Linked DNA regions of Homo sapiens: region 1 is linked to region 2. A link is a loop called in an ENCODE intact Hi-C map of the cell type or tissue named here. Cell type or tissue: MCF 10A. All regions are shown on one strand. Each heading gives the region's core, and the rest is flanking DNA. Links, peaks and the distances in the headings are about the cores only. Region 1 has its middle 31 kb from the start of MIR466. Region 2 has its middle 78 kb from the start of GADL1.

What was found. Peaks named below come from ENCODE experiments on the same cell type or tissue, not always from the same donor. Only the 100,000 strongest peaks of a DNase experiment are listed, where the experiment ranks them.
Region 1: a loop joins it to region 2, with 21 times the contacts of the local background. A loop is called at or near these places in 9 of 110 quality-filtered maps.

What each region holds. Positions count from the first base shown.
Region 1 is chr3:31,123,107-31,138,853 of GRCh38, reverse strand. No RefSeq gene overlaps it. Among named protein-coding and RNA genes, the nearest start is that of MIR466, 31 kb to the left of the region's middle. RefSeq lists an enhancer at 12,791-13,292. In MCF 10A, for the core only: a CTCF peak has its summit at 6,516 (motif pointing right); a DNase peak (open chromatin) is centred at 6,503.
Region 2 is chr3:30,964,327-30,980,073 of GRCh38, reverse strand. No RefSeq gene overlaps it. Among named protein-coding and RNA genes, the nearest start is that of GADL1, 78 kb to the right of the region's middle. In MCF 10A, for the core only: a CTCF peak has its summit at 9,684 (motif pointing left); a DNase peak (open chromatin) is centred at 9,693.

The DNA.
Region 1 (15,747 bases), core at 2,986-10,985, 160 kb before region 2:
AGTCCTAGCTACTCAGCTACTCAGGAGGCTGAGGTGGGAGGATAACTTGAGCACAGGAGTTCAAAGCTGCAATGAGCTATGATTATACCACTGCACACCAGCCTGAGCAACAGAGTGAGACCCTACCTAAAAGAAAAAAAAAAAAGTGGGGACGGTGGGAATGTAGTGACTCATGTAACTTAAGAGGTCAGGGATATGTATAATTTAAGAGTATCTTTCGGATTGGCTAAAACAAGGTGAACAAAGTCTCCAGTCTCTATTTTTTGTTTTTCCATTTCTTTTCTGTGATTCCTTTGTGTTGTCTGGAATCTCAGGCTTCCCATAGGAAGATTGTCATAGTAGCTTCCATCTAGAGACAAAGCAGCCAACTTGCAACACCATGGTGTCAAACATGAAGATGAAAACCACAAAATAAGAACATCCCAACAGAAAGAAGCATAGGTTCCTGATTGTATCATGATGCTGCCTCATACTTATGCTTCTATAAGTATAGAAGCATACTCTATGCTCACTTTTTAAGAGTTATTACATGTAAGATTTTGTTTCTTCTTGCCAAATGCAGTCCTAACTGAAAGCATTTGAAAAGCTCATAATGCAGAGACTCGCCCAAACCAAATGCTCAATGAATCATAGCAATTACCACTTCAACGCTCCCTAGGAGTGCTATTTTCTTAGAGGGTATAAACCTTACTATGCAGCTTACCAAACCACACTATGTGGTCGCTATCTATCAATATTTTATTTTTTGGACTTCCATAAGGTCAAATCCCTCTTCTGAAATCAGATTCCTGCCTAGGAGAGGAAAACAAGGATTTGGGAATTTAAAAGATGCGTGTGACTTAGATTTTCTCCCCAAAGAAAAGATTGTGTCCCATGGAGCAATGTTTGAGCAGGTATGAATGGGTCTGGGGAAAGCTGATGAGTAATTCCATTTTACTGGCCTCTAGGTCATTTCAATTGTGTTCCATAAGGCACAGAGAAGACAGCCAAAGGAAAATTCAGGGTTGCCACAGCTTATGTAGTTTCCATGTCTAATCAATGAGTCTGCAGCTCATATGAATGAGAAATTTTAAATTGATTACACAGCAGTAAATGAGTACTTTACTGTCTTTTCTGTGTGAAAAATGGCTATGTTCATCCCGTCAAGTGGAATAAGATGATTACATGCACTATTGTTTTATAATAGTTATCCCATCAATAAAACATGATTTCACGTCTTTCAAGGGGAGCTAAAGTGCTAATATTTATTTTGAAATAAAAAGGAAACATTTATAAAAGCTTCCTATTTAAAGTCCTCTAAACCATTTAAATAATAAGAATAGTATTTCTAAATTTACCTTTTGGTAAAGTTATAGCTAACATAAAGCTGAAAAGATAAATAATAGTTTAGTTAAAAGGAGCAGAAAAAATATTGAATCAGAAACTCCTTCCCTCTCCCTATTCACACTGTGATAGATTGCGAAAAGGGTTTTGTTCTTTAACCGCCTTCCAGCATTCATGCCCTTTTCAAGGTGACATTATCATCTCTTCCATCAACAGTGAGGTCTAGAGACTGCCTGTGGCAATTTTAAAGTACAGTCCCCAGATTCTTTGACACTCCTTTATTGAGAGATGGGTTTATGTTTCCTCTACTTGAATCTGGGTACTTACTGCTTGACAAAAGGAATGTAGTATAAGTGGCGCTGTACCAGTGTCTGGGCCAAGCCCTAAGAAACTTAACTGTTATTTCCTGTCTCTTGTGATGCTTGCTCTTAGGACCCGGCCATTATCCCCCTGGAGAGTATCACAGGAGAGAAATTTGCCAGCCAGATGATGGAGCCATCTTGGAGGTAGATCTTTCAGCCCTAGTTCAGCTTCCCAGCTGATATCTACTAGAGCAGAGATGAACTTCTGTACCAAGCTCTGCAAAGAGCAGATTTGTGAGCAAAACAAAGGATTGTTGTTTTGAACTACTATGTTTTGAGGTGGTTTGCATAGAAATTGATAGCTGGAATACTGCCCTTGAATATGAGCTATCTGTGTGTTTTACTCTAGCCAATAGAATGGAGGAAGTGATGTTGTGCCAGTTCAGAGCCCATATGTATACTCAAAAGGCCTTGAGAGCTTCTGTTCTCTCTTGGTACCCTACCTTTGGAGACTGTTGGAAGATGAGAGACACGTGGCCAGCTGCTCAGTGACCCAGCCAACAGCCAGCCTATCTGTAGAAATATAAGACCATTCTAGACAAATCAGCCTTCCACCAAATGACCAGAGATGCATGAGCAAGTTAGTCAAGAGCCACAAAGCCTGGCCCAGACTAGAACATCTTGAATGTTTCTCTCACTACAATCATTTTGGCCTTTATCATTAATAGGATGTTGTTGTGGATGGGCAACAGATCACACCAGCAAGTCCCTCTTTCTCCATTTTTACAACAAGTTAAGGCTAAACTCCAACCATGATGCATGTCTGTTAGGAAGTAAGTATTAGCATTGAGACACTAATAGATGACAGATAGATGACAGAATAAGAAACAAGAATGTTTTGGGGTGACAAAGTGTGGTAATAATTCAAAATCATTATTAATACAAAATTGAATTTTAAAAATGGAATATATGAACAATGGAAAGCAATATAGCACTGAAAATGAGTTAACTAAAACCACATGTTATCAATGGGAGAATCTCAAGAATATAATGGTTAGTGAAAATACAACTTGGGCGGCAGAATGAAGTATTTTCCTTTTAGGTATCTAAAGTTTTGCAACAGTTGGCCATGTAATTAGACACAGATATTTGGGTGGGCTACATGGAAAAGGGTATTGATTATCGTTTATTGGAAGTAAAAAAATGGATTTAATCAGTTTTATAAGAGCTGTCAAAAGACAAAATTACAACCACTCCCCCCAAATTAGTTTAAAGATCTAATTGGCTTTTGTTTGTGATTCTAGAATCAGGCAACACGTTATTTAATAAAATAGAATAGTATTCTGCGGGGCATGAGAGAACAGTTGGTTTTTGTAAGGTGGGAACAAGGAAACAGAACAATTTTTTAAAAAGCAGGTTGGTTAACACTGGTTTACTACAGGTTACTTTTCTTGGAAGGGTTAAAGCACAGGGAACTTATGCTGACTCAGGTAGACTTGATTGCTGTGAATCTCTTGTTTTCAGGAAACATTGGTCTGTTTGGACATTTGCTTGCTTTCTTAAAGTTTCAGTCTGATGATGTGGCATTTAGCATTAGTGACCCCATTTCAGTCTGGTCTGGTCTGCTGGGGCCTTAGTGCAGAAGCTCGGTCCAAAACAATGACCTCTCTTAATTTTGTTTAATAGAGCATTTTCAAAGTTTGGTCAAGTTTATATAAAAAATAACATTTAAGCCTAATAAGCTATCTATTACAATCAATAAGCTACTGGCATTTTAACAGACAATAATTCTTGACAACTATGGAGTATATATAAACATATCAATGAATTAGACTTTAGCTTTCATTTAGTTTTATGAAAGAGAAAAGGGAATCATACATTGCTCAGAATTGGGTTGCATAAGATTTTCATAAATGTTACTTAGTATATTCGGAATATACTTGTCCTCTAATTCCATGGACTCGGTTTCTGCTAGTAGGGCATTGTTTACTTCTACCTTAATCAATGCTTTTGGGAACTGGAGCACAATAGGGCAAAAGTGCATAATTATTCTGACACATCCTGAGATTTGCATTACAGAGGCTGCCACAAGGCTTAAAGCTTGATTAATGCTTAGTGGTGAATTTCTTCTGAAATTATGATTTTCACTCTGCCAAATAGCTCTGCAGATTTTCAAGATCTGTGATTACACCAACTGAGGGTCTTTCACTCTGGGAAATGAGTCCTATCCCCACTTGCCTTCTCCCACATCTGGTCTGTGACTATATGCCAGTGCTCTGAAAACTGATCAACAGTGTTCTTTCTTCCTTTACAGTTTTGTTTTTGCGGTGGATTAGATTATATTACTCCCTCCCTGTTAGAGGTGTATACGTCCATACTTTAACATGTGACTTTGCAGTGCTTCTTGCTGTAGGAGGGGTATACCTCCCTTGTCCCCTGACCTGGGGCTTAGATAGGTAACTTACTTTGGCCAGTGGAATACTAGCAAGCATGACATAGCTGAGGTTTGCTTGTGTGGCTGAGCTTGTTCTCTTGCTTGTCATCACCACGAGAAGAATTTGTCCCTAGTAGTCTCTGGACCAGAGGTAGAGCAGATTTGAACCCAACCCACACCTAAAGCAGAACCACCAAACTGACTTGCATACATTTGAGTAAGAAAAATAAATGCTGAAGGTAAGATTTGGGGGTTGTTAAATAGCAAAAACTGACGAATATAAGTTTCAAGTTGGGTCACTCGGAGCTATGTAATTCCGAATAGACCATGATCTGAGAAAGTTTGGTAAATCTCTTCAACAAATAACTATGGCACAGCAATTTTACAACATTAAAATAAATTGAAGACACCTTGTAGACCTAATAAGTATCCAGTTTCCTCTGTTAACACAGCTTTTAATACAGGTAAAATATAGACATGAATTTCTTCTTAGATGCTCACAGGCATTCTGTTTCTTTTCTGTTGTCGATGTGTAATTTTCAAAGAGTTAAAAGCATAATTGCCATGCAAATGTAGAACGTCTACTTGTCAGCAATTTAGTCAACCTATTAATGAGAGAACAAGTGAGATAGTAAAACTGGTTCCAAGAATATATGAGGAACAGTTATTTCTAGACACTAGCAAAAAAAAATGTTAAAATAAGATTGCTAGGCTATATAGAAAACTGGTTAATGTTCTATGGGGCAATAAACATTAACTTTTAAGGTTCTCTTTTCTAGTGGAAGATGGAAGTAAATGACAACAAGCAAAATGAGAAGAAACAAAGGCTACTGTTCACAGTTTGCTGAGCAAGGGAGTCAGCCACTATTACTTGTATTTTGGAAGAGACTCAAAGGCAGGCAGAGGAAAAATCTTATTTATAGTGGTAAAAAGGGAAGGCTTTGGGGGTACTCTGATTGAAGGCTGCTGTCATGGGGGAGCTGAAGGCAGGCTAACTAGAAATGGTGCATCCCATGTGATTGGTTGGGATGCATATTTGGCTTTCTCTGGCTAGTACTAAGTTGAAAACAGAAACAGAAATTAAAGAAACTGTCAGTTATTAATCTAGTCCTACCCATTTTGGGCCAATTGTTACAGGGGCTATTTTTTGGCTTCCTGGATGGTTACTAGAGATGGTGGTCTGATTTCCTGTAAATCAGGCTGGCTATAAGTCAGAAGTAGGCTGGCTTCCTATAGATTATGGGTTGGTTTCCGGGGATGATTTTTGCAGGCTATGGATCAGAGGTCTATTTTTATATATGGTCTGGCAACTTTCTATTTGTATATTCAATCTTTCAGTACAAAATTCTACAAATTAACATATGTGTAGTAAGTCAAAAACAGATACATTCTCCTAGAAAATTAAACAATCCTTTGTGTAGGCCTATTCAGCAAAATTCTAGTATGGCATTGAGAAAACACCCTACTTTCCCTTTACCTTATTTCCAAGTTTTTGATAATGTTTTACCACTGTATATTAGAGAAGGATAAATATAGAGGTTGTTAGAAATTCATACAATTCTGGAGAACATAGACACTAGATAAGAACTGGACAGAAGCACTGTAATTATTTCAGAATACATTTAATCCAGGAGGAAAAGGCAGTATTAGAAAGATCTATGTTGGGCAGAGTTTGAACAGCATTCTTCAATCTGCTTTACCAAGCATAAAACTTGTATTTTTAAATCTTTGTCTAATTTACTTCTTTAATTTATTTCTCAGTTGGTTCACACTTCAAGAATTGAAGAGACAGATGTTGTCTCTTTTTCTCCTCACATCTTAACACTAATTACTTCCTACAAGGTATCATTCAATAAACCAGAAAAGTAAGATCAATATCACAGATGCTCTTGACCAATGATACAAGGGAAACTGGACACATAAACCTTATCTTTTGCCCTTCTCTCCCCCATCAGAGTAGCACATGAGACAACTGTACTCAGCTTTGTAAATTATTAGCCAAATTTCTTAAAATTCTTAAATTCCTTACTGGCAGGTGGCTACAATCTACTGACGCATGTGTGTTTGAGAAATAGACATTTTTCTTTTCCAAAAATGTATAAAATAAAAATCCTTCCATGCCATCTTTTGGGTGTTTCTGGCATTATGTTATTTGTCTTTACATATATAGTTGTTAATTTTGGTAGGTGTCTAATTATGGACCACTATTTCATAAGACAATGGGACAGTATTGTTAATGGGAAACATCTTCAAAATATAATATTAACTTTAAATACAAATTTAATTAACTGGTCTCAACCATGAGGAAAAAGTCTATATTTATAATTCAAATTTTATTTAAACTCTACCTTCTCAAGTACCGTTGTTATGCAGCTTACTCATTTCTACAGTGCAATTTATAACAAAAATATCAATCACCTGGTTATCCACTAGATGTCAGTCCATCCTCACACTGAGGTAACAGGTAGACTATTCATCTGGTGACAAAAAAAAAAATCTGAGAAGTCATATACTTGCCTCCCTCCCAGTGGCATGAGGGACACCACAAGCAGGCCAACTTTCCATTCTTTTTTGTGTAATATAGGCTCAGATTGCCTTTATCATTGGCTAACTGACATTGGCAAACTGTGGTCTCAATAATCTCTTGCTTCCCTCTCATTAAACATGGCAGGCTCCAACTGAATTTGAAGGGAGTAATCAATGCTTTGTTTGGCTGTGTTAAATTCATGACGCAGAATGGAACTGAATGCCAGGATCATACGATACAAAAATAAATGTGTCTCTCAATCATGTGGTTCATTTTTAATGACCCCCAGAATGGAACATTACACACCCATTGACTGTAACCATACTGCCTGGCATGACTTTAGCTGCCAGCATCCTCAACAGCATCCTCCCAACAAAGGCTCAGGGTATATTTAGGATGCACAAAATTTATAGTATAATAGTTCATATGCTCTTAACTTCATATGAGCAAGTATTTTAATCAGGATGATCCTGGTGCAGGCTCAGAGGCATTTATGTAGTTGATAATTATGGTTTCAGAAGCTCTTTGCAGGGAACAGTTTACATTGGCAGTCTCTAAATCATATCTAGTTGAGTTAAAGCTACATTTGCCAAAGTGTCCTCTGACAGACACTGGTCCTGTAGGATGTGAATAGATTATAATAAAAGGATTCATAGAGGAGAATTCCATGGAATACTCTGGAAGAAACAGAATCAAACATGTTTCTCTGATGCAGGACTTCCCAGCACTTTTAATAGTGTCATGTGCAAATATCCAAGAAGAGGCTGTAATATGTGGGTTTTCTTTTTGATTTTAGAATAATTATTTTACAGAATATTTTGCCAAAGAAGTTAATTTTGAAAAAAGCAAAAGAGACTTCTGGACTACAAAGAGATACTTAGTCTCATGTTGCCCTTCCACCCTTTCTTACTGTTTTTCTTTCTCTTTCCTTCTGCATCATATATTGAACATATTTTATGTGTCAGGCACTATGCTGGAATAAAGTAATTTAGGTGTCATGCTGCAAAGAACAAAGGGTATTACTAGGGCATACTTTTTCTAGTAATACATAGAAATCCTTGTATCTAGGTACATTTTACATTTGGAAAGTTTCAAGGTCTGCAGCCCACCTAAAATAGGCACTGGCTATTGCCGTTGGACCCATGTTGTATCAGGGAAGGAAGTAGTTCTCTATGCAGTCAAAGGAATTCTTTCAGCTGGATTTGAAATCTTTTAGTGAGGACTTGACAAGAAAAGTGTTTAACCAACAGGAATTTAATGGGAAAAGTTTGGAGTTGTCGGCAGGACAGAGGCAAGTTTTGGAACAGAATTAAGTGATCCAAAGAGCCTGCCTTAAAAAACTACATAAGGGAGAGTATTAGAGGGAAGAAAAGGGTAAAAATGCACACACAGAGCAAAAATGAAGGCATGCCATGGGAATATGCCATGTCCAGTGGAAAGCAGGGCCCTGTGGCTGAAAGGAATATTCTTGGTTTGATACTTCTCTATTGTGAGCAGTACCAAGACACTTTGTAAAGTGCACATCGAGACCTCAATGAGGCAAATTCAGGCTGCTAAATATAGATGCGACAATGCCAAAGGCTGGGCCTCATTTCCCTTGGGAAAGGCATGTGTGGTGGGTACCATCTGCTCTCAAATCTATCAATTTGCCCTAAAGTCGTTGTCCTGGAGATTGAGAATGCCTTCATTCCCATCCATGCTTGATCATCTCTTTTAACAGATTTCTAGCATTTTCTAATAAAAATGCAGAGAAGGCTAGAGGAGAGAGTGTGTGGAGAAGTGAAGTAACATTATTTCTGTTGAGAGAAAATTTAGAAAATGGTTAGGTTATGAGAATGAGCTGCATCAAGTAGAAAAATGAAGATGTGTCCTGAATCTTCAGCTAGAAGCACTGGGCTCTGATAAATACATTTAAGACTTTAACAATCATTCATATGTAGGTTTCACTTCACCAGCTTGAAATACAATATAAAATTACTCTTTAAAAAACTTTTCTTGGGCTGGGTGCAGTGGCTCATGCCTGTAATCCAAGCACTTTGGGAGGCCAAGGCAAGTGGATCACCTGAGGTCAGGAGTTTGAGACCAATCCAGCTAACATGGCAAAACCCCATCTCTACTAAAAATACAAAAAATTAGCCAGGCATGGTGGTGTGTGCCTGTAATCCCAGCCACTCAGGAGGCTGAGGCAGGAGAATCACTTGAACCAGGGTGGCAGAAGTTGTAGTGAGCTGAGATTGCACCACTGCACTCCAGCCTGGGTGACAGAACGAGACTCCATCTCAAAAACAAACAAACAAACAAAAAAACGAAACTTTTCTTGAAATTATGATATGCAGGTATACCTCATTATATTACACTTTGCTTTATTGAGCTTCTCAGATATTGCACTTTTTACAAATTGAAGGTTTGTGGCAATTCTGCATCAAGAAAGTCAGTTTTTCCAACAGCATGTGCTCACTTCATGTTTCTGTGTCGCATTTTGGTAATTTTTATGTTACCAAAATATTTCAAGAATCATCATTATATTTGTTATGATGATCTGTGACCAGTGGTCTTTGATGTTACTATGTAATTGTTGTGGGGTGCTGTGAACCATGCCCATATAAGACAGTGAACTTAATTGATAAATATCATATGTGTTCTGAATGCTCCACTTACTGGCCATTCTCCTGTTTCTCTCCCTCTCCTCAGGCCTCCTTATTTCATGAGACACAAAAATACTGAAATTAGGACAATTAATAACCCTACAAGAGCCTCTAAATCTTCAGGTAAAAGGAAGAGTTGCATATCTTTCACTTTCAATCGAAAGCTAGAAATGATTAAGCTTAAAGAAGCGATGTTGAAAGCCAAGACTGGCCAGAATCTAGGCCTCTTGCACCACACAGTTAGCTAAGTTGAGAATGCAAAGGAAAAGCTCTTGAGGGAAATTAAAAGTGCTTCTCCAGTAAACACATGAATAAGAAAGTAAAATAGCCTTATTGCTTGTATGGAGAAAGTTTTAGTGGTCTGGATAGATCAAACCAGCACATTCCCTTAAACCAAGGCCTAATCGAAAACAAGACTTTAACGCCATTTATGAAGGCAAAGAGGTGAGAAAGCTGCAGGAGAAAAGTTGGAAGCTAGCAGAGGTTAGTTCATTACGTTTAAGGAAAGAAGCCATTTCCATAACATAAAAGGGCAAGATGAAGCAGCATGTGCTGATGTAGAAGCTGTAGCAAGTTACTGAGAAGACCTATCTAAGTTCATTGATGAAGATGGCTGCACTAAGCAACAGATTTTCACTGCAGCCTTCTATGGGAAGCAGATGCTATCGGTTCTTTCATACCTAGAGAGAAGTCAATTCCTGGCTTCAGAGCTTCAAAGGATGGGCTGATTCTCTTGTTAGGGGCTAATGCAACTGATGACTTTAAGTTGCAGCCAATGTTCATTTGCCATTCTGAAAATCCTAGAGCCCTTAGAAATTATGCTAAATCTACTCTGCCTGTGCTCTATAAATGGAACAACAAAGCCTGGATGAGAGCACATCTGTTTACAGCATGGTTTACTGAATATTTGAAACCCACCATTGAGACCCATTGCTAAGAAAAAAAAATAATCCTTTCAAAATATTACTGCTCATTGACATTGCACCTGGTCACCCAAGGGCTCTGATAGAGATGTACAAGGGGATTAGTGTTGTTTTCATGCCTGCTAACACAACATCTATTCTGCAGCCTATAGATCAAGAAATAATTTTGACTTAAGTTTTATTATGTAAGAATTATATTTTGTAAAACTATAGCTTCCATAAAGAGTGATTACTCTGATAGATCTGGACAAAGTAAATTGAAAATCTAACGGAAAGGATTTACCATTCTAGATGCCGGTAAGTACATTTGTGATCTATGAGAGAAGGTCAAAATGTCAACATTAAAAGGAGTTTGGAAAAAGTTTATTCCAAGCCTTGTGAATGACTTTGAGTGGTTCAAGACTTCAGCAGAGCCTGACTAACATGGTGAAACTCCGTCTCTGCTAAAAAATACAAAAATTAGCCAGACATGATGGCGGGCACCTGTAATACCAGCTGCTCAGGAGGCTGAGGCAGGAGAATCGCTTGAACCTGGGAGGTGGATGTTGCAGTGAACCATTGCACTCCAGCCTGGGCAACAGAGCAAGACTCTGTCTCAAAAAAAAAAAAAAAAAAAAAGAAAAGAAAAGAAAAAGAAAAAAGAAAACCAAATAAGCATGACGTTTCCCTGAAGCAGGCCATAAAAGAATTCTCTGACCTACCTCCCCTGAAAATAAGTCATAAGACCCTCATCCCAAAGGGATCCTGCCTGATACCTAGAGGCCAAGAAAACTTTGAACAAGCAGGTCTTGCTGAGTTTTCCCCAGTATGTTACCATTGAATCACACCCTTTTGTCCTCCTCCTCACGCTTCTGTACCACAGTTCATAAAAACACAGTTTTCCCTGAGTCTTTGGGTCTTCATTTGTGAAGGTTCCCATGTAATACAAAACCTTTAAAACAAATTTGTTATGCTTTTCTTTTGTTAATCTGTCTTTTCTTATGGGGGTCTAACCCATAAAGCTTGTGATGAGTGAGGAAGAAAAGATTACCTTTACTCCCCTACATATACAACTCAAAACTTAAGAGAAATGGGGTCTTGACCTTGCAGCTATTTCTTCCAGAATGTTCCTTGAGTTCTTTATCAATTAATGGATTCAAATAAACACATCATGTGATGTACCTCCTAACTCCACTGCCGCTAGCTCTAAGCTCTCGGCCCTGGTAAAGCTAAAACATTTTCCAACAGAACAAGATACCTACTTTCCATTTGTATAATTAAATGGAAAAAAGACTATTTTTTTCCAAGGTGACCTAATATTGAATGATAAAAAGAAAGTTGCAAAAGGATATATACAACATGATACCATTTATGTAAAATTTAAAATCTTACCAAATATTAGTATGTATTATTGACAAAAGTTAAAAATAGACCTGAAAATAAAATGTACCGGTCTCAGGACAGTGGTGACCCTTGAATAGAAGTGATTGTAACAAGGCTTGAGGAAGTGAGTAGAGGCCCTAACTGCGTTTGTGACATATTCTTTTCAGAGTAATTCAAAGCAAATATAGTAAAATGTTAACATCTCTTAAATCCTGGCAATGGGTTCCCAGGTGGTTGTTATATTATTTTCTGAACTTCAGTTTATGTTTGAAAGATTTCATAATTTTAAATTTTAAAAAGTTTTTCTCATATACACTTCTTAAATGTTAAGTCGAAAATGTTAAGTTGAAAAAGTAAGAACCAAAACTGGTTATGTATTATAATCTCAACCATGTGCCAAAAAAATGAACAGAAAGGGGATTGAAAAACAAGTAAATCAAAATGTTAATAGTCATTTCCAGTTTGGGGCAATAGTGGGAGATTGTGTGTGTGTGTTAGAGACAGCATGTATGTTCTTTATATGTCCCCTTATTTTCTTAATGAGTGAAGGGATCTGGAATATACCACTATGGGATAAAATTATTTTGAGCTCAAGACATTTGAGAATCAACATATGCAGAAGGAGGCTTTGCCTGACACCCCCACCCCCACCTTGCCCTTATCTGCCTGAAAAAGCAGAGCCTTTCAAAAGAATTCAACTGCCATAGATTCTCCTTCAAAAGAGGCTTTCCTACATGGGGTAGGGGAAGAATTGATTCCTATTATTTGTGGGGGGTGAGGGGGTGGGATTGATTCCTATCACCAGATAAATCACATGAACTAACATTACCATAAAACTGTCATACTTCCCATCTGTTCTCCTAAGGGCCAATTTATCTGTGCCGAGTCATTCATTTTTCCATAAGTGCCTTTTCTCTCCCTCCCATTCTCCTATTAAGATGGTATATAAGCCCCAAATTATAACTGCTTCTTTGAGCCATATTTTCTGTAAGCTCCTGAATAAATGTATGTGAATAAACCTAGTCTATTTTTTCCTGTTAATCTTTTGTCAGTTTAATTTGCACTCCTCCAAGTGCTGAACTGAAGTGGGTAGAGAAAAAACTTTTCCTCCCTAACATTACCTACCTAATTTTTACGTGATTATTTAAATTGCATAAATGAGGAGTGCAGGAAGAGTGAAATGTGTTAAAAAAAAAAAAAAAAAGTCTAGCCCAGAGTTAGCAGATACTTGCCAAGGCAAGGATTGTATATGTACAAGTTCCCCACAGTCCCTTAGCACTACGGGAAGTGGTAGTTTATTTCTCTCTCCTTCTACCTTGTTCAAAGGCGAGGCACTTGCTCCTGCATCCTCAAACTGTAGGTTTTAGCAATTTCCTTGCATGAAAACTGGGTTTTATCTCTGGGAGTTCCACGCTGCTGTGGTGCTAAGAAGGGGTTGAAAAGAAGCTCAGCAGGCCCTACTAAGAAACTTAATTTAACAGTTTTCAACTTCTGGCAGGAGCTGGTTAATCTTGTTTAAAGAAGGCCTGGACTTCTAATTTGAGCCTTTTATCATTTGCATCAAGAATGTGCTTCCTAAATTGCCATAAGACATTTGTCTGAAATGGAAGTCAGGTTAAGAACAAGACCAACAAGGAGAAAATAGGCTACTTAGTGAAAAGAGACATTACTGAGGATAAAGGACACCTGGAGGTAAATCCGCAGCAAGTAGCAGCTCTTAATCAACCATCCCATATCATGTGCAAATGCCCTACCCTTCCTTACCTCACTGCTACTGCAACCGTCACATTTTAGGAGCTCTCCACAAACCTCTCTGCTTTCTGGAACCATCCTTCCACCTACCAGAGAAATTATTCCTATACCTTATCCCCTAGCAATGCTTCTCAAACCTTAATGTGCATATAGATCACCTGGTAATCTTGTTAAACTGCAGATTCTAATGTAGCAGGTCTGCAATGGGGGCTTGAGATGCTGCATTGCTAATTTGCTCCCAGGTAATGCCAAGGCTTCTTGTCCATAGACCACACCTGGAGTAGCTGAGCACTTATAGGACCTTCTTGATTTTTTAAAATAGTACTTATGGCATGAACTGGGTTTATTTCTAGAGAAGAAGGCACAAAAGAGGAAAAAGAATGTCTACTGAGCACCTATCATATACCAAGCACTTGAAGCTCATTTGATGCTATTTTTTTTACCTCAATGTAATCACTTAAGCGCGGTCCTCCACATGGAATAGCCCTGTATTCCACCCCCACATTTCTGTGTCACTGAATACTGAATCACCTTTTAAGACTCCATCCAGGTATCCTATATTCAATAGATCTTTTCCTGAAAGGAAAAAAACATAACCCAATTCATCCTGTACCCTGAGTCTCTAGCAATATCTGACATTCATTAATAGTGTTGACATTGTGGGGGAGGAGAGAGCTTTTCTTCTTTCTTCTTAGGTTAAGCGTCTGAGGACTGTGAATTGAACTGTTAAATGATAGATTAACAGGAGACAGAGCATACAAACTTTAATTTTACATACATGAGGCCTCTACATAAAGGAAATGAAAACCCAAAGAAGCTGACTCAGTGCTTATATACCATTTTAACAAAGAGTGATAAATTGTGAAGTGACTAGACAAAGAAAAGCAGAGGTTGAGCTCTAGGGGCAGCACATTGTGGGAAAGTTAATAACAGGGGAAATGAATGGAAGACAGGATAATTTAGTAAGATTTCTTAGTGAAGATTCATGTTGGTGCTAACTTTTCCATCTGGTTTGTGGCCAAACCACCCCCAACCCCAGCCCGACAAGATTAATGGCAATCCTCATTTCTCAGAAGTTTCTGCTTTTAGTCAGATAAGGAAAGCCCTGAAAATGTTTCTTTCTGCATCTGTTGATTTTCAGTTGCCTTCAGCTCAAAACAATTCATACACCACAGTGGCATATTTTGGAGTGGCATATTCTGATCTCTTTCAGCATTCAATAAATGTTTAAAAGAGGACTAAGAAATCCCTAATAAGCCTGAAAAAGAAATATTATCATCTCGATTTTATAAATGGGGAATCTGGGGCTCAAAACGTTTATGTGACTTGTTCAGGGTCACACAGTAAGTATTAGAGACCCAGGTGTGTATTATTGTAAGATCAAAACACTTTAATTATGCTACTTTGAGTTTCAAAAATTTTTTAAAAGGCAACTTATTAAAAGTTGTAACAGGTGATATTTTCTCAAGTTTCCTGTTATTGTGTTTTCCCCCCGATCTCTGCTGTTACTATGGAAATTCTAATAAGTACTTGTTTATATCATTTTTACTTTTAGGTATCAAGCTTGAGACTAGATGCTCAAGTTGAATATTATAATATACTTTAATTGTTCACAGTACAAAGTGCATCCCAGCAAAATTGAAGCAAGGCAAATTTGGAAAGTGGCAGAGTGTATCTTGTGATGTCTCCCTGATATTTTGGCCTTTTCTTCTTCTCCTTCTCCCATATAATACCTTGGCCTGGGGGGTCCAAGTCTCCCTACTGTCTAATCCTACCAACGTGCTAAGCAGGGGCTGAAAACTCAAACGCTTGCAGCAAGCTGGGCATTAAACAAAAGGTGACAAGGTGCTTGTATTGAAGTCTAGCATCACACTTGCCAGGTACTTCACACTTTGCCCTTTAAAATATCAAACTGGTAAAATGAATCAGATAAATAATATCCAGATGTTGTTATTTAGTAGCAGTGAAGAAAAGCATGGTAGTTCCTGATTTCAGTGGACCTAGTTTCATTTAGTAGTCAGGTACTCCTTGTTCATGTTCCTCCTTACTTTCCTAAAATACCCAATGCATTTAGTTGCTTACCTCCTTTAGGTACTCAGCCTTCCATGTTGTTCCCCTGTGGATCCATCTCCCTTGCTTTCCTCCACCAATCTCCTCCATCTCTGTTTTGCCTCATCTCTAAATCTCTACAGCAAATTGATAAACAAATCATGGCTAATAATGTCTAAATAGTTACTCAAGAACTATTTGCATTTTACCAAATGTAATAGGTGATATAATAGAAGAAAGTGACAACTAGTAAGAATATTAAGACTAGGTTCGAGGTATGAGCACCTCTCTAATATCTTTCAAATGACAGTATTTAGCTGACAATTGACTCCAGGTTTATAATTGTTCTCCAGGTCTGGGGCTCTGCCTTCATTTTAGGGCAGTATTTCTCAAAATTAGTCTGTAGGTCACCTAAATCAAAATTTCCCAT
Region 2 (15,747 bases), core at 5,218-13,217:
AAATACACGAATGCAACCCATAAAATGATAGCAAATATACATTGTGACTTCAACAAAGGCCAGGCTACATAGGATACTTTCTGTTTTAGTAATAAAATTCAGGAAACTTACAGAAGAAATCTGTACTTATTTATTTCAGACAGGGTCTCATTCTGTCACCCCGGCTAGAGTGTGGTGGCATAATCATAGCTCACTGCAACTTCTACCTCCAGGGCTCAAGTGATCCTCCCACCTCAGCCTCACAAGTAGCAGGAATTACAGGCACATGCTACCACACTTGGCTAAATTTTTTATTTTTTGCAGAGGCAAGATCTCACTATATTGTTCAGGCTGGTCTTGAACTCTTAGGCTCAAGTGATCCTCCTGCCTCAGCCTCCCAAAGTGCTAGGATTACAGGCATATGCCACCACACCTGGCTTGTATTTTCGATAATTTAAAAATGCACATCTTTCATTTATATTTTGGAACAGTCCTTCTCAAATTGTCTTTTTGTAGGACCACTTTTTGATTTTTAAACCATTTTGAACTTATATTTTTATAAATACAATAAAAATTACTTAAAAAAGTGCAATGACAAAAACAATCTCTATTTTTTAATTATTAGATTTAACAAACATACAACTACTGTGTCAAATTGCTATAGAAGTTTCAAAATATTTACTCTCGACTATCGCTTTGTGAATCACTAGCAAAAATGTTTGTAGACCAGGATTGGTTCACTAACATACGATAGCACTGGTGTACAGGACTCAAGGGCTTCCTGTAAAAGGCAGGGATCTGAAATTTCTTCTAGTGCCTTAATTTTTGGAGTGGATGCTTTATTTAAATGAGCGATTACAGCAAAGCGGCAATATAAAATGATTTGTAAATGAAAGCAAAATTTCTAAGTTCTGAGGATCAATTCAATTCAAATCATATGTCTTGGCCTATGTACAAGGCAATATGACAGCCCTATAAATAATAAAATATGATGGAAGACTTTCTTTGCCCTCATGAAGATTAAAGTCAAATAAGACATTGTTTTTTAAACTTTTTTTGACAGAAGTTCAGTGTTAAAAAATACATTTTATAACATAATCCACCATGCAGGTATATATATATTTGAAATAAGAATATTATTAAAGATTTACCATTATATGCAGTTAACTTGATATTTTCTATCTAGTCTATTTGTATTCATATTTTATTTATATTCCATTTCTAGTCTATTCTCTTTCATATTTTAAAAATTATAGTTGTTATATTAGTCTGTTCTCACACTGCTATAAAGACATACCTGAGACTGGGTAATTTATAAAGAAAAGAGGTTTAATTGGCTCATTGTTCCACAGGCTGTGTGGGATGCATGGGTGGGGAGGCCTCAGGAAACTCCTAATCATGGTAGAAGGTGAAGGGGAAGCCATCACATCCTACATGGCTGGAGTAGGTTGAAGAGAGCGAGCAAAGGGGCAGGTGCTGCCCACTTTTCAAAAAACCAGATCTCGTGAGAACTCTATCACGAGATAGCACTAAGGGGATGGTACTAAACCATCAGAAACCATCCGCATGGTCCAATCACCTCCTACCAGGCCCCACCTCTAACACTGGGAATTATAATTCAACATGAGATTTGGGTGGGGACACAGATCCAAGCCATATCAGTTGTGAAACACTAACTGATTTCATGACCCATTAATAGGTTGCTACCCACTGTTTGAAAACTCTGAAATAGTGGGCAAGTGACAAGTACAAAGATAGTTCTAGTTCAAGGAAGAATGTGTTATCAACAATAAGTTAAAAAAAACCTACAAATTATCAAACGGGGTAGATACAGTATTTGACTGGGGAATTAGCAGAAGCATGAGAGATCAAGAAAGTCATGATGGGCCTTGAAGGAAAAGGAATTCTTGAAGAAAGAGTCATGTGTTCTATATAGCAGGGTAGGATGGACTTTTGTTTACATAGGGGAAAAGAAAAAGGCAAAAGTGTGGCCAGGTGCAGTGGCTCATGCCTGCAATCCCAGCACTTTGGGATGCTGAGGCAGGCAGAACCTGTGAACTCAGGAGTTCAAGACCAGCCTGGACAACATGGGGAAACCCCACCTCTACTAAAAATACAAAAAATTAGCTGGCCATGGTGGTACACGCCTGTGATCCTGGCTACTTGGGAGGCTGAGGTGGGAGGATTGCTTGAGCCTGGGATGTGGTTGCAGTGAGCCAAGATCATGCCACTGCACTCTAGCCTGGGTGACACAGCAAACAAAGAAAAAAAAACCCCAAAAAAACAAACAAAAAACAAACAAAACAAAACCCCACAACAGGTGAAAGTGTAAAACAGGAATTGAAAGACTATGCTTGGGAGAACAGTGAAAAATGAACTAAAAACTTAGATACTTCAGAACCCAGGATACCTAGGATGGCCAATAAATGTATAAGGCACTCAATTTCATTAGTTATTAAGAAAATGCAAATTAAAGCTATAATGGGATAAAGTTACATGCCAACCAAACTGGCTAAAATGGGATTCAGACATATCCCATTTGTCTGAAAATATCAAAATGTGGTGAAGATATGAAGCAACTAGAGCTCTCATATTGACAGTAATTCGATACAACCACTTTGGAAACAATTTGAGAGTATCTATTAGAGTTGAATATACAAAAGTATACATACTTTATATTTCCATTTACATAAAATACTAAAAACTAATTTATGCAATGATATTGGATTCATAATATTGGTTCCCTTTGGGGAGAGGCGTTAGCGACAGGAGGTGAGCATGACAGAGGCTTTGGGGATGGTAGCCAACTTCTTTTTCTTGATCTGCATTCTGGTTTTATAGGTATATTTAGTTTTAAAAAATTTATTGAGCTACATTTATATGTACTTATGTGCACTTATATGTATATACTTATAGTTAATAAAATAGCTTAAAAAGTGAACATCTAAAATAATTAAGATAGTTTTAAAGAAAAACAAGGTACCCTATCAGACATCAACACTTACAAAGCTGTAGCAAATAAGACAGTGTGGTAGTGATGTGCAGATGGGTAACAGATCAGAATAGAGTCCCCAAACAGACCAATACATATACAGAAATATCACCAGTGATAGAGACACTTACCAAAACATCACAATCAGCAGAAGGAAAAGGGATGGGCTATTTAATAAATGATGTTGGGAGAACTGGTTTTCTATTAGGAAAAAACTTTGTTCCTTGCCTCACATTTATAAATCAATCTCTGATGAGTTTAAAACTAAATAGAAAAAGAAAAACTGTCCAATAGATAGAAGAAAATAGAATATCTTTATGGCTTTGGAAGTTAGGAAAAATTCTTAAGCAAAGTTCTAAAATGCAAACATCAAGGGGGGATATGGTTGAATTATAGCATATTAAAATTAAGATATTCTGTATACTAAAAACAACATGGAAAGAGAAACACAGACTGGGATAAAATACTTGCAAAGGATATAATAGGCAAAAGATCAATGTATAGAATTTTAAAAGTATTCATACAAAGCAACAAGAAAAAACACAAATAAGTGAACAAGATATACACAGAAGAACAAGACCAGATACATAAAGAAACATAGAAGAGATCTTCAACCTGAAGGTATCAGATAAAAACAAATTTAAAGTATAATTTCATACTCTTTAAATTGCTGACATAAAAAGTATGAAAATTCAGACTTTTGGTGAGAATATATAGAAATAAAACTGGCATATGCTCCTGCTGGGTATGGAAACAGGTTTGTCTACCTTGAAGAGCAATTTGGCAACATCTAATAATTTTGAGCAATTTTACTCTAGTTTTCTAGTCTAGCCATGCTTTTCAAAATGTGGTCCATGGACTGGCAGCATCTGCATCACCTGGGAGCTTGTTAGACCAAAAGGGTATCAGGCCTTCATCCCATCCTACTGATTTTATATTTTAACAAGATCCCTAGGTGGGTCACAGGCACATTAAAGGTTGAGAAGCACTGATCTAGAAGATTTTTTATACAAGCATGCAGGGAACATGTATACGATTCTTCACTGAAACATTGGCTGATTTAGAAAAAAAAATGGTTGACAACTTAAGTGTCCATTACCATGTGTATTAGTCAGGGTTTTCCAGAGAGAGAGAACCAATAGGATATAGACACAGGTATATGAGAGGGAATTTATTAGGGGAATTGGCTTACAGGATTATGGAGGCTGAGAAGTCCTATGATAGGCCCAGTGTAAGCAGGAGAACCAGGGAAGCCCACAGCTTGCCCCAGTCCAAGACTGAAGGCCCCAGAACCAGGGAGCTGGTGGTGTAATTCTCAGTTTGAAGCTAATGGCCTGGAAACCCAGTGGGGGGCTGCTGGTGCAAGTACTGGAGTCCAAAAGCCAGGGAACCTGGAGTACTGATGTCCAAGGGCAGGAGAAGAAGGGCATCCCAGCTTCAGAAGAGAGAGAGTGCAAATTCACCTACTTACCCTATCCAGGTCCTCAGCAGATCAGATGGAGCCCACCCTCATTGAGAGAAGATCTGCTTTACTCAGTCCACTAATTGAAATGCCAGCCTCTTCCAAAAACATTCTCACAGATTTACCCATAAATAATGCTTTACTTGCTATCTGCATATCCCTTAACCCACTCAAGTTGACAACTAAAATTAATAATCACATCATGAAAATAGAGAATTAATTGTGCCTTATTTCTTCAATGAAATACTATATAGCAGGGTTTGGTTGCTACACGTCCTGTGGGCCAAATCAGGCCCACCCCAGTTTTTACAAGTTTTACTGGAATACAGCCCCATTCACGCATTTATACGTTACCTGTGGCTGCTGTTCTACACCATAACCAGAGAGTCAAGTAGATGCAATAGAGACCGTGTGGCCTGCAAAGCCTACAGTACTGGTCCTTTACTGTTCAGCCCTCTGCAGAAAAAGTATGCTGACTCCTGCCATACAGAACTAAAGCTATGTCAACCAGGATGAATATATCACCAACATTTGATGTTAAGAAAAAAGATTAATATTTACATTATAATACCTTTTCATATGGAGTAGCAGCAGAAACATACAAATGTAATAACAAAACATCACTATATTGTTTATATAGGCATGTAGTACGTGTACTAAAGGTATAATGCTTCTATATAGTAAAAGGATAAAACATATGCTGGTAGGTTGCACACTAAATTCACCAGAGAAAGGAGAATGAGAATGAGGAGAACTTAAGGGACTTAGGAACTTAAGGAAACCTCCTCAAAATAAAATACCTGGCTGTAATACTGCTAGTGTAAGTATTACTTTCCTACATTTGAAGTATCTTGTATTTAAACATTAAGATAAAAGTTAACTTGGCTTATTCAAACCTGTTTGATTTTCCTACCCTCATTTTCATCATCTGTTTTCTTTTCTTAACCCAGATATTCAGATTTTAATTTCTATTGTAATGCTAGCTTAGTGATATAGATGTAAAATCCAAGCTGGTAATAAATAGCACTTTTACTATGTGCCTGGCAATTTTTGTTTATATACTCATTTAGCCCTCCTACAAGGCTGTGAGTGTCCCCTGTTTTACAAATCAGGAAACTAAGGCTCAGTGATTTACTGAGGCATAGGTAAGCTGGTAACTTGCCGGAGCCCTGTTCCAACTGCTCTACAATTACAGAAACTACATAGGAAAACCAATAGGCTGGTTTAGGGTATTCCAGCAAGTGCAAGCAAAGTTCACTGCATTCAGTGTTCATACTGCCTGGTCTTTATTACTATCACCTTAAAAATAAAAATCAAAGGCAATATATGTTTTCTTCTAAAATCCATGATGATATCATTTGGACTTAAAGTCTAATGCAAGAGCTTAGATTTTGGGCAAAGTCAGCAGACTAGGGACGTAGGTCAGGTTTATGGTTTGTTTTAGCATGAATTCTTGGCAGTGTAGCACTGCTGTTCTCAAAACTGAGAGGGTCCATAGGGTGAAATTTATCTGTTTGACTTAATAAACTAATGTCAGACGTGCCTCCTTCCTGTTTGCCTTCTGCCATGATTGTAAGTTTTCTGAGGCCTCCCAGCCATGCTTCCTGCAGAAACGTGAGCCAATTAAATCTCTTTTCTTTATAAATTGAAAAAGATATTTAGCCAACAAATGTGTGTTGGGAGCTGAGTGAGTGCCATCAGTAACCTGTTCTAGGCTTTGGCGTGTGGTAATGAACAAGGCAGAGATCCCTGTCCACTTGGGGCTGGTATTCTAAATGCACATGGAGAAAGAATACACATGGCAAATTAATACAGATAATGAGCACTATGAAAAAAAAGAATATGAGAAATGGAATCTAGATACTGGATTACGGGAGTAGTTGAGGTATTAAACAGGGGACGGAGGGAGCCCTCACTTCTCAGGTGAGATATGGGCAAAGGCGTAAGGAGGTGAGAAAGTGAGCTAAGGGGACGATGGGAGGAAAGGGCATTTCAGGCAGGGCTGCAAGAGCAAGTGCCCCGAAGCAGAAATGCTTGCCTGTTCCAGGAACTGCTGGGAGGCCCGTGTGGATTCAGCTGAGTGAGTGGGGGGATAGTGGTAGCAGAGCGGATCCCACAGGCCTTGAAGACCACTAGGAAGACTCTGGACACTGCTACAGGGCATATGCAAAACCACTGGAGACTTTTAAGCAGAGGAAGAACATAATCTGAGTCATATTTTAAAAGCTTCATCCTGGCTGCTTTGCTGAGGGTAGACTACAGGGAGTAGAGATAGCACAGGAGGATACTGCAATAATCCAGGCAAGAGAGGAGATGACGGTTGGTTCCATGATAGCAGTAGTGAATGCAGTGAGGGAGTCATCAGATTATGTGTATGTAGGTGGAACCAAAAGGCTTTTCTAGAAAATTGGATGTAGATACGAGAAAATGAGAAGAATCAACCTAAACTGTTGAACTATGGAGGGATAGTGTAACTGGAAAGATGCAGCTGCCATCAACTGAGATGGGTAGTGTGTGCATGGTGTCAATATAGTAAGAATTCAGTTTTAGACATTTTGAAATTGTATCTACTAGACTTCAAAGTGGAGATAATTTTATATATGAATTTGGAGTTCAGTTTAGGCTAGAAGTCTGAGCTAGAAATGCAAATTTGGGACTTACATTTAAATATTTTCTCTCATTCCTCATTGTCATTACTCTCATTGTTATTCTACTTAATAATAGAAGCAGAGAGGAGAGGAGATCTTGTTTTCTTTGACCCTATCTTCCTAAAACTGGCAGCCTGTTTTGAATAGTAGCTATTTTGACAAGATCTGCTTTGCTCTAAGAAAAAAAAAAACAAAACTGTCTGAATATTGGATCATGGAAAGGAAAATTAGAATTATTGGGTGGTCACAGTTTATGTGACAGACGCACTACTGGAAACATCTGATAATTCAAAACTCTTGTCATTCAAGACTCACCCTGGCCAAGAATGACAAGTGTTTTTGTTACTAGCTGAAGTGGTGGCTCCATATAGCAATAGTATAAACACAGTTAACAAACTCACTTTGTCTCCATCCTTTGAAAACTGTGTTTCCTTTTATCTTATATGAAATAATTGGCATTTTTTCAGGTTCACACATTAATTGAAATCTTAATCATTTTTTCCAAGTTAAAATCTGTATCAAATGAACTTATCTCATAAGCATTCATCTGAAGACATTAAGAGATTTGGCCCACCTTGTACTAAAGTAGTAAACAACGCTTGCTGTTCTCTGACATCTATTTTCCTCTTTTCTTTCAAAGTATTAGAAATCCTGATTTTTAGTTGGACATTTGGATGTTCAAAGTAAAGATAATATTTCCCAGATTGCTTTGAAGCTAGGCCAAAGGTTTTGGCCAATAGGATATGAGTGGAAATGATGTGTGCAACTTTCAGATTGGGCTCTTCTTTCTCCCTTCCTCTATCCTATTGCCTGGATTGTAACCCTGACAGTCAACTATTCTGATCTGTTCAGAGAAGAAAACTATCATGGATATGGTGATGCAAGAAAATAGCGGGAGCCCGGGTCCCAAAATGAGCCCTGCAGCAGAGCTGCCACAACAGTCCATCATTGCCTGTCTCCAGTCTTATGTAAAAGAGCAATCGCTTCAATGGTTTTATTTAAACCACTATTGTTTGGAGTCTCTAGAACATGCAACCTACATTCTAATTAATAAAAGTAGGTGAAATATTCACTTCTCCAAAGTGTAAAGAAATGCAAAGGGCATTTTCCTGGGGTGCATGGTTAGCAAAAACAAAAGCATAGACTTTGGTTTGGCATCAGATGACCTGAATTTGAATTCCAGCTTCTCCATCTATCAGCTGTAGGGCCTTTACCAAGTTATTCAAATTCTTTGATACTCAATACTTTTTTTTATTAAACAATATAAAACAAAACAGGTAGAATAGCTAACACATAAACTTCTGTGGAATTAAATGAGGTAATGAATATAAAGTCCCTGCAACCAAGTGTGCACACAATAATTATTGTCTTTCTCCCCAGCTCTTTCTTGATACATTCGACCGTCTACTCTAGCTCTCTACTTAGAGCTTTGGTGGATATTTCAAAATCAACATGTCGAAACTGAGCTTCCCTGTCCCCATGAATTTGCTGCACCCATAATTTTCATCTCGCTTTACAGAAGCTTCATAATCTATTTGCTCAAGTCAAAAATCCTTGAGTCATCTCTTTCTCATGACCTACCTCAATCTGTGAGAAAATCCTGTTGGTTCTATCTTGAAAATGGATCCACACTTTTACCTCCTCAGAACGTCTTTTGCTACCACCCTGGTTTGAGCCAACCAGCTTACTAAGAATTTCACAGATACAGTCCTGGTAGCATGGGCTATGCAGATGTTTACCAATTCAATATTAAGAAATTTATTACATTATAAATGGTTTTAGGTAAACTGTTCTTATTAGAGAGATATATGCGGGCATCTGAGAATTATGCACCATAGTTTTGCCTTATAATTTAATATATAGCACTTTGCAAATGCTCTGTTTTACCGAAATACGGGTGGACACTAAGTGGGATGGATTTTTACTGCACTCTTGACACACCCTGCACACTTTGTAAATTAATTAGTCTGTTTTCAGTTTTGTTTTTAAGAATTAATTGTTTGCAGCTGTCTGCAGCAGCACTTATCTCCCTTCTGGAGGCTTCATTTTGATGCTTTTAAAAATGAAACTGGCTGGGAAGAGGGAAGATTCTATATTCTGCCATTTATCCAACCTAAAGAGATTTCCTAAAGAATCAAAGTGAGGCAATTTTTTGTGATCAGAAATGGAACTTTAGTTATCTCTCTTTCATTAATTTATTTTTTCTCCAGAAAGAAGAGCAATGTTGGGGAGGTCGTGTCACCTCTGGAGCCTCAGCCATTGATCAAGTGAATTTAAACAATTTTTAAATAAATCACCAAGGTTCTGTTTACTTTCTTTGGCAAGAGTCAGATCCTAGTGCATCTCATTAGGAATATTCTACATAATTCATCTAACACATCCAGCAGTTTCAGCCATCGCTTTCAAGTTTTGTTAATTTTTGGCTTTTCCTAGTCATTGATCAGTTGTTTTCTCATTTAATTTCCCACCAGGAAAGAAAAATGTTTTCGTATTATTGATGAAGTTAATTTCTAGGATGGCACTTTCTCAGAACATCAGCACACGTAATTATTCAGAAGAGTGAAAGATGGCAGAAGAGCTGTGTTGAAGTAGGCCCTCAGGTGCCCTCTGCAGGGACAAAAGTTGTGTGGCAAAAAGGATACCAACCATCTCCTGGGAGAGAAGAGTTTTAACTGCCCTTCCCTGAAATTGTTTTGTACACAACTCCAAATAATCCTTGGTTTCCTCTTAGAAATGCCCTTAAAATAAAAGAACAGAATGACTCACAATCTGGCAGTATCAAAAGAGAAGCAGCCCTGGAGTCAAATAGATCTGCGTGCATGTCTAGGTTTTGGGCAAGGTTATTTCATCTCTCTGAGCCTTAATGTTCTAATCTTTAATTTATATCAATGACAAATAATTCAGTGTTACTTTCAGTATTATGTATAGTGATATGTATAAAGTAGCAAAAGTATACTAGGTTTTCAGCAAACATTAATGACCTACTCCATAGATACCAGTATTTTTAGGTAAAAACACTATATTCTAGAAATATTGCAGGAGTGAACCTCCAGAATTGTTTACGTTGGGAGATATATCATACTATAAAAGTATATTAATCATATATGTATAGTTTAAAGAAGAGTGGCAAAATGAATGAATACATCATGTACTGGCTTCTTTCACTCAACATCACATTTTTTGAGATTGATCCATATCGTTTGTATCAGTGGTTCACCAATGGCGTGCTTCTTGACATATTTCAGATGTTTACACTGAACTAGCTTTGTAATTCATGGAGCTTATTAACTGTACTCCTTACTGCCTTATCACATTTGTCTCTGTTACAAAATACTTTTTCTATTTGAAAAGATGAGGGAAGGGTTTAAGGGATGCCCTCATTGCCTGTTCCTTTCTCTACTCCTTCTACACAACGTTTATTCCTTATGGTCAACTGTTCTATGAAGATTTCATAACATTAAATTTTGACAATGTTCTTTTCAGTCTTGATTTTCTCAGACAGAAAGTCTTTGAGACAGAGTCTCCATCTGTTGCCCAGGCTGGAGTGCAGTGGTTCGACCTCAGCTCACTGCAACCTCAGCCTCCTGGGTTCAAGCAATCCTCCCACCTCTGCCTGAGTAGCTGGGACTACAAGCATGCACCACCCACACCTGGCTAATTTTTGTGTTTTTAGTAGAGATGGAGTTTTGCCAAGTTGGCTGGGCTCATCTTGAACACCTGACCTCAGGTAATCTGCCCACCTTAGCCTCCCCAAATGTTGGGATTACAGGTGTGAGCCACCGTGCCTGACCCCAGACAGAAAGTCTTATCTCATAACTAGCTCTGCTTTAGGGTAATGGGAAGAGCAGCTTGTTGGCAAAAGTGGTTCCCTTATCACGCAGCCGTTTCAATCCTGGATTAACATGAACCTCTTCTTGGGTATTTTTCTGCTTCAATAAAGCTTTTCTGAAATGCATGTGGAGTCTGAGTACAAGAATGTAGAGGCTGTATTTAAACAGTAGGTTGACACTTTCTTATTATTTTCCTTCTTTTTTTCTTCCAAATCTTTTTTTTTTTTTTTTTTTTTTTTGAGATGGAGTCTTGCTCTGTCGCCTAGGCTGGAGTGCAGTGGTGCAATCTCGGCTCACTGCAACCTCCACCTCCCGGGTTCAAGCGATTCCCCTGCCTCAGCCTCCCGAGTAGTTGGGATTACAGGCAGGTGCCACTGCGCCTGGCTAATTTTTGTATTTTTAGTAGAGATGAGGTTTCCCCATATTGGTCAGGCTGGTCTCGAACTCCTGACCACATGATCCCCCTACTTCAGCCTCCCAAAGTGTTGAGATTACAGGCATGAGCCACCACGCCTGGCCTTTTCCCCCCAATCTTTTGAAATGCTGGCTAGAAGCTGTCTTCGATAAAGGGGCAAATAAAACTATTTTGTTTTATTTGCTTCTGCATACATGCCTAATTTTTTTCTTTTATCATAATAATAGGTGTCATAGTTCTAAAAGTCAAATGGCACTACTACAATGTTTATCAGGAAAAACACCAATGGGAATGTACAGCACCTATCTCCTTTCAGGAGTCCCACTCCCTAGGGGAAACTGTTCTGAATTTTTGTAGCTCTTTTTCCTCATATTTACCTCCATTTCTAAGCATGCTTATTGTTAAAGTTATTATATATTCCCTAAACTCCCCTCTCCCATCTTCCTAATATGGTTACATCACAATTTCTGGTTAAATTAACCTTTTACATATTGTTATAGCTTTGCAAATGTTGTTCATAGTGTAGCCATGAATTATCCTGCATTATATAGCCTTTCTCATACAAATTTTTAGGTTTTTCATTAAAGAAAATAGCTGCTATAATTTTATTAATTGCAAAGTATTCTATGGATCTAAACTTTCTTTGCTAGAAACTTAAAGGCTCTCTCAGGATAATTTTATTCATCAATTCTAACATCTTGGCTTAATTCCATCTATTCTGGAACACTCTATCCTCCTCTGACAATCTTGACTGGTTGCTCTAGATCTGCTGCACACCTGACATCCAGAGACTTCCCTCTGTCCTTATCCTGAGAATTTTTTACTCTTCCAGTGTTGGATCTTGTGTTTCCCAGCCCTCCCATCTTCTTCTTTCTTGGTTTATTCCATCACTTTAATGGTCAACGTCTTTCAGTAGTTTTCTGGGAAAGAGTGCATGGTAGGTAAATATTTTGGTCACTTTATGTCTGAAAATGATTATTCCATCCTATTCGATTGCTAGTATGGCTGAGTAGGGAATTCTAGGCTGAATATTGTTTTTCTTCACATTTTGTAAGATAATTTTGAATTATATCTTTCAGTATTGCTTTGGGAATACTTCTTTTCATTCTGGAAATTTTATTTTGTCTCTCTGGTGTTCTGATATTTCATGATAATATATCTTGTGTGAATTTTTCTCCCTTATTTTATTGAACATTCAATGTGCACTTTCAAATGGAAACACATATACTTCAGAAAAAGCTTTTAATTATTTCTTTTACTCCTCTAATTTTCCTGACATCTTTTTCTTAAGCACTTATTATTAAAATATTTGGATTTCTGGATTTTCTAGTTTTCTATTCTTTTCTCCTTAATCTTCTTGCTTTCACTTTTCTGTGAGATTTCTTCAACTGTATATTTTAGTCCACAATCCCCCTCTTTTGTGACTACTGTATTTTCTTTTTTATTTCAAGGAGCTCTGTGGTTTTTTATTGTTCTTTTCTTTTAAATAGAAATCTGTTCTTTATTCATGGGTAAATATCTTCTTTCTGAAAATATCATATTTTGGAGTTTTCTGCTTCTAGTACATCAATCTTATTTTTTTCAAGTTACTTTATTCAGCCTGTGTGTGTGTGTGTGTGTGCGCGCGCGTGCGCGTGTGTGTGTGTATGCAGGTTGTTTACCAAAAGTTCATTCTTTCCTTCATCTATAAAACAATATTATTCAGGAGAGATATTTATCCTGTTGAAAGTCTATATTTTCCAACCTCCCTTGTAGCTAGATATATTCATATGAGCATGTTCTGGCCAACGAAGTGTTTTGTAGGGCTTCTGGGGAACCTGCTTAAAGGGAGTTGACACAAATAAAGGCTAGCCCTTTTACCCTTCTGCCCTTTTTCCTTCCTTACTGCTTGGAATTGGACATGGTATCTGGAGCTCTAGTCATTCCTCTTATATTTAAGGCATTGTTATTTCTGGTCAATGATTACATGCAGCCAACCCAGTCTCAGTCTTTGATGTTAAAAACTTTTCACAAACATCAGGTGATCCTTGGAGATGTAATCATATTTTATAAAGTACTAAAAAGCTGATTATAATCTATGCATATATGGGTTGGTCAAACCATTGTGTTTCAATGAAGCTGAATCAGGCATGACATTTGCAATAGGGAAATCTGTGGGTCTTTCTCCAGGGTTAATCTATTTCTACAGGAAATATTTCCAATCACCTGCCTAGTACTTACAGACTTGTAGGCTAGCATGCTGTAAACGGGTAGAGAAGGATGGGGATATGCCTGTTAATTATGTAGCTATTTCCTTAGCTCTCTGTTTTCAATATGGTGCCTCGCCATACAGGAACTGGACCTACCCTCATTGAATTTATTTAGAGAAAAATATTCTGTCTCTGTCTCTGGTAGGAGGAGGCCATTTGGTAGCTGAGGGTTCAGGAGAGAGGATCTCCTGATATAAGCTTTTTACCAGTTCTTCTGCTGTCTGCCCTACCCTTCATCTGGCAGCTCTGCTTTCGGGGGTTTTTGGGCTCCACAATCTGAATATGCTTTCACATTACCGGCACGCTTTATTTTTTTGCCAAGTTACTTAACACTCATTTATCATTTTCCACCTTTCTCTAATATTGTCTTCCCCATTTTTTGTCTTCATGGGCTGACTTTTTAATCATTTATAAATCAACGGGCTATAGAGACACTTTTGAAGTTGTTTCATGTAAAGGATCATTTTCCTGAAACATTTTATCAGACTCTCATCAATATTGAGTATCACCTGCCACTTTTTAGCCCTCGATTTCATGGGATCTTTCTATAGCTTCCTTATACTTGTTATTTATTACTCAGAAAACCTTAGTGTTATCCTCAGATGTGAAAATTTTCCTGTGTTCTGCTTCTTTCTTGGATAATGTCAAATAAGACAGGGACTTGAGAACTTAATGGCTAACACTCTTCAATCCAGAAAAGATCCCATTTTCTCTGCTTAAGACGTATTCCCATTTTTAAGCCCTAGCATCTGTACTGAGATCCTTGTCTCCATGTGCTCCTTTTCCAGTTTTTCTGGTCTCTTCTTCTCTTCTAGCTCATCACCACTTCCTTGTGCTCACGTACAAGGATTCCCCAGGATGAAATGCAAACCCATTGCCTATTTTTACCACCTATCACTGAAGTAGGTAGGTTTTATGAGGCTTCTCTAAGCTTATCTACCTTGATAACTCCCTCAGCCACTGTGAATCTATAGTATATAGTGCCACATTAGATGTTTGAGTTCCAAAAGAAAGTTGTAGTATTGGGCTTAAACAAAGGAAAGAGAAAAAGAACCCACAAATAAATCCTACTTAGGCTTTTTCCTCATCTTTCTTTTGTTAGACTCAGCTAGCCCCTCTTAAGGTCTCTTGTATCTGAATTCTAGCCACCTCCCAACAGATCTTTGCTCCTTCTGTCTGTCATCTTATTTTCTTGTGGTCTATTCTATTTTAGTAGCACTATTCCCTAGCATACGTTTTATAGTATAAAAGCTATGTTCTTAGTCTTCCAGGGTGCTACTTCTTGGAAACCATAAATTCTTTCCTGTCTCAACAAACTTGACTCTTGCAGAGAGAAAGAATGGTTTTGCTACTGTATATATACATATGCATTCAGCACATCAACTGATCTTTTTTCTTGGCTGTGTGTTTTCTCATCTGTAAGGGCAATACATATAGAGAACCATCCTCATGAACAATGGGAGAAGGTAATGCGTAAAGGAAGCTTGAGAGGCTATATCAGTTAACTGTGATACAAATCCCAGCACCATACAGCAATAATCACTTATTTAATTCACAAATATAAGGGCTGGCTGTGAGTCAGCCAATCTAGGTTGTGGTTGGCTGTGAGTGGCTCTGCTCTAGGTGTTTCTGTTTCTTTTCTTGGAATCAGGTGGCTAATACATGTTCTCACAGCTGTGGCAGAAGACTAAGAGAGCAAGCCCAAACATGCAAGCATTTTTCAAGATGTTGCTTACAGCATGTCTGCTAAACTCCCATTGGCCAAAGCATGTCAGATGGCCAAGTGCAGAATCAAAGCACCTGAAGTACAATCTATCTACTGAAAAGATGGAGGAAGAAGTGATTATTTTAAATCTACTTGTGTACAGAAGAACAACTTTCTAAAATCTCAAAATATCCCATTCAGTAACTTGCCTTAGTTGAAACAGAAGGGAAAATACAGAGTTTGAATTTAAGTCTGAATACTTTCAGAACCTGTGCTGCCTCCATCATGCCATTGGATGGCAACTCATTTTCAAATTTTAGAAGCAAAATCATGTTTAAAAAAAAGACAGTTTAATAGACCTCAGAAAAAAACAGTCTTCTCTGAAATCCCTAAACTCATTACTAGTGGCTTAATTGCTAAGAAAATTAAACAGTGACAAGAAGAAAAAAAAAGTTTATCTTCTTCTA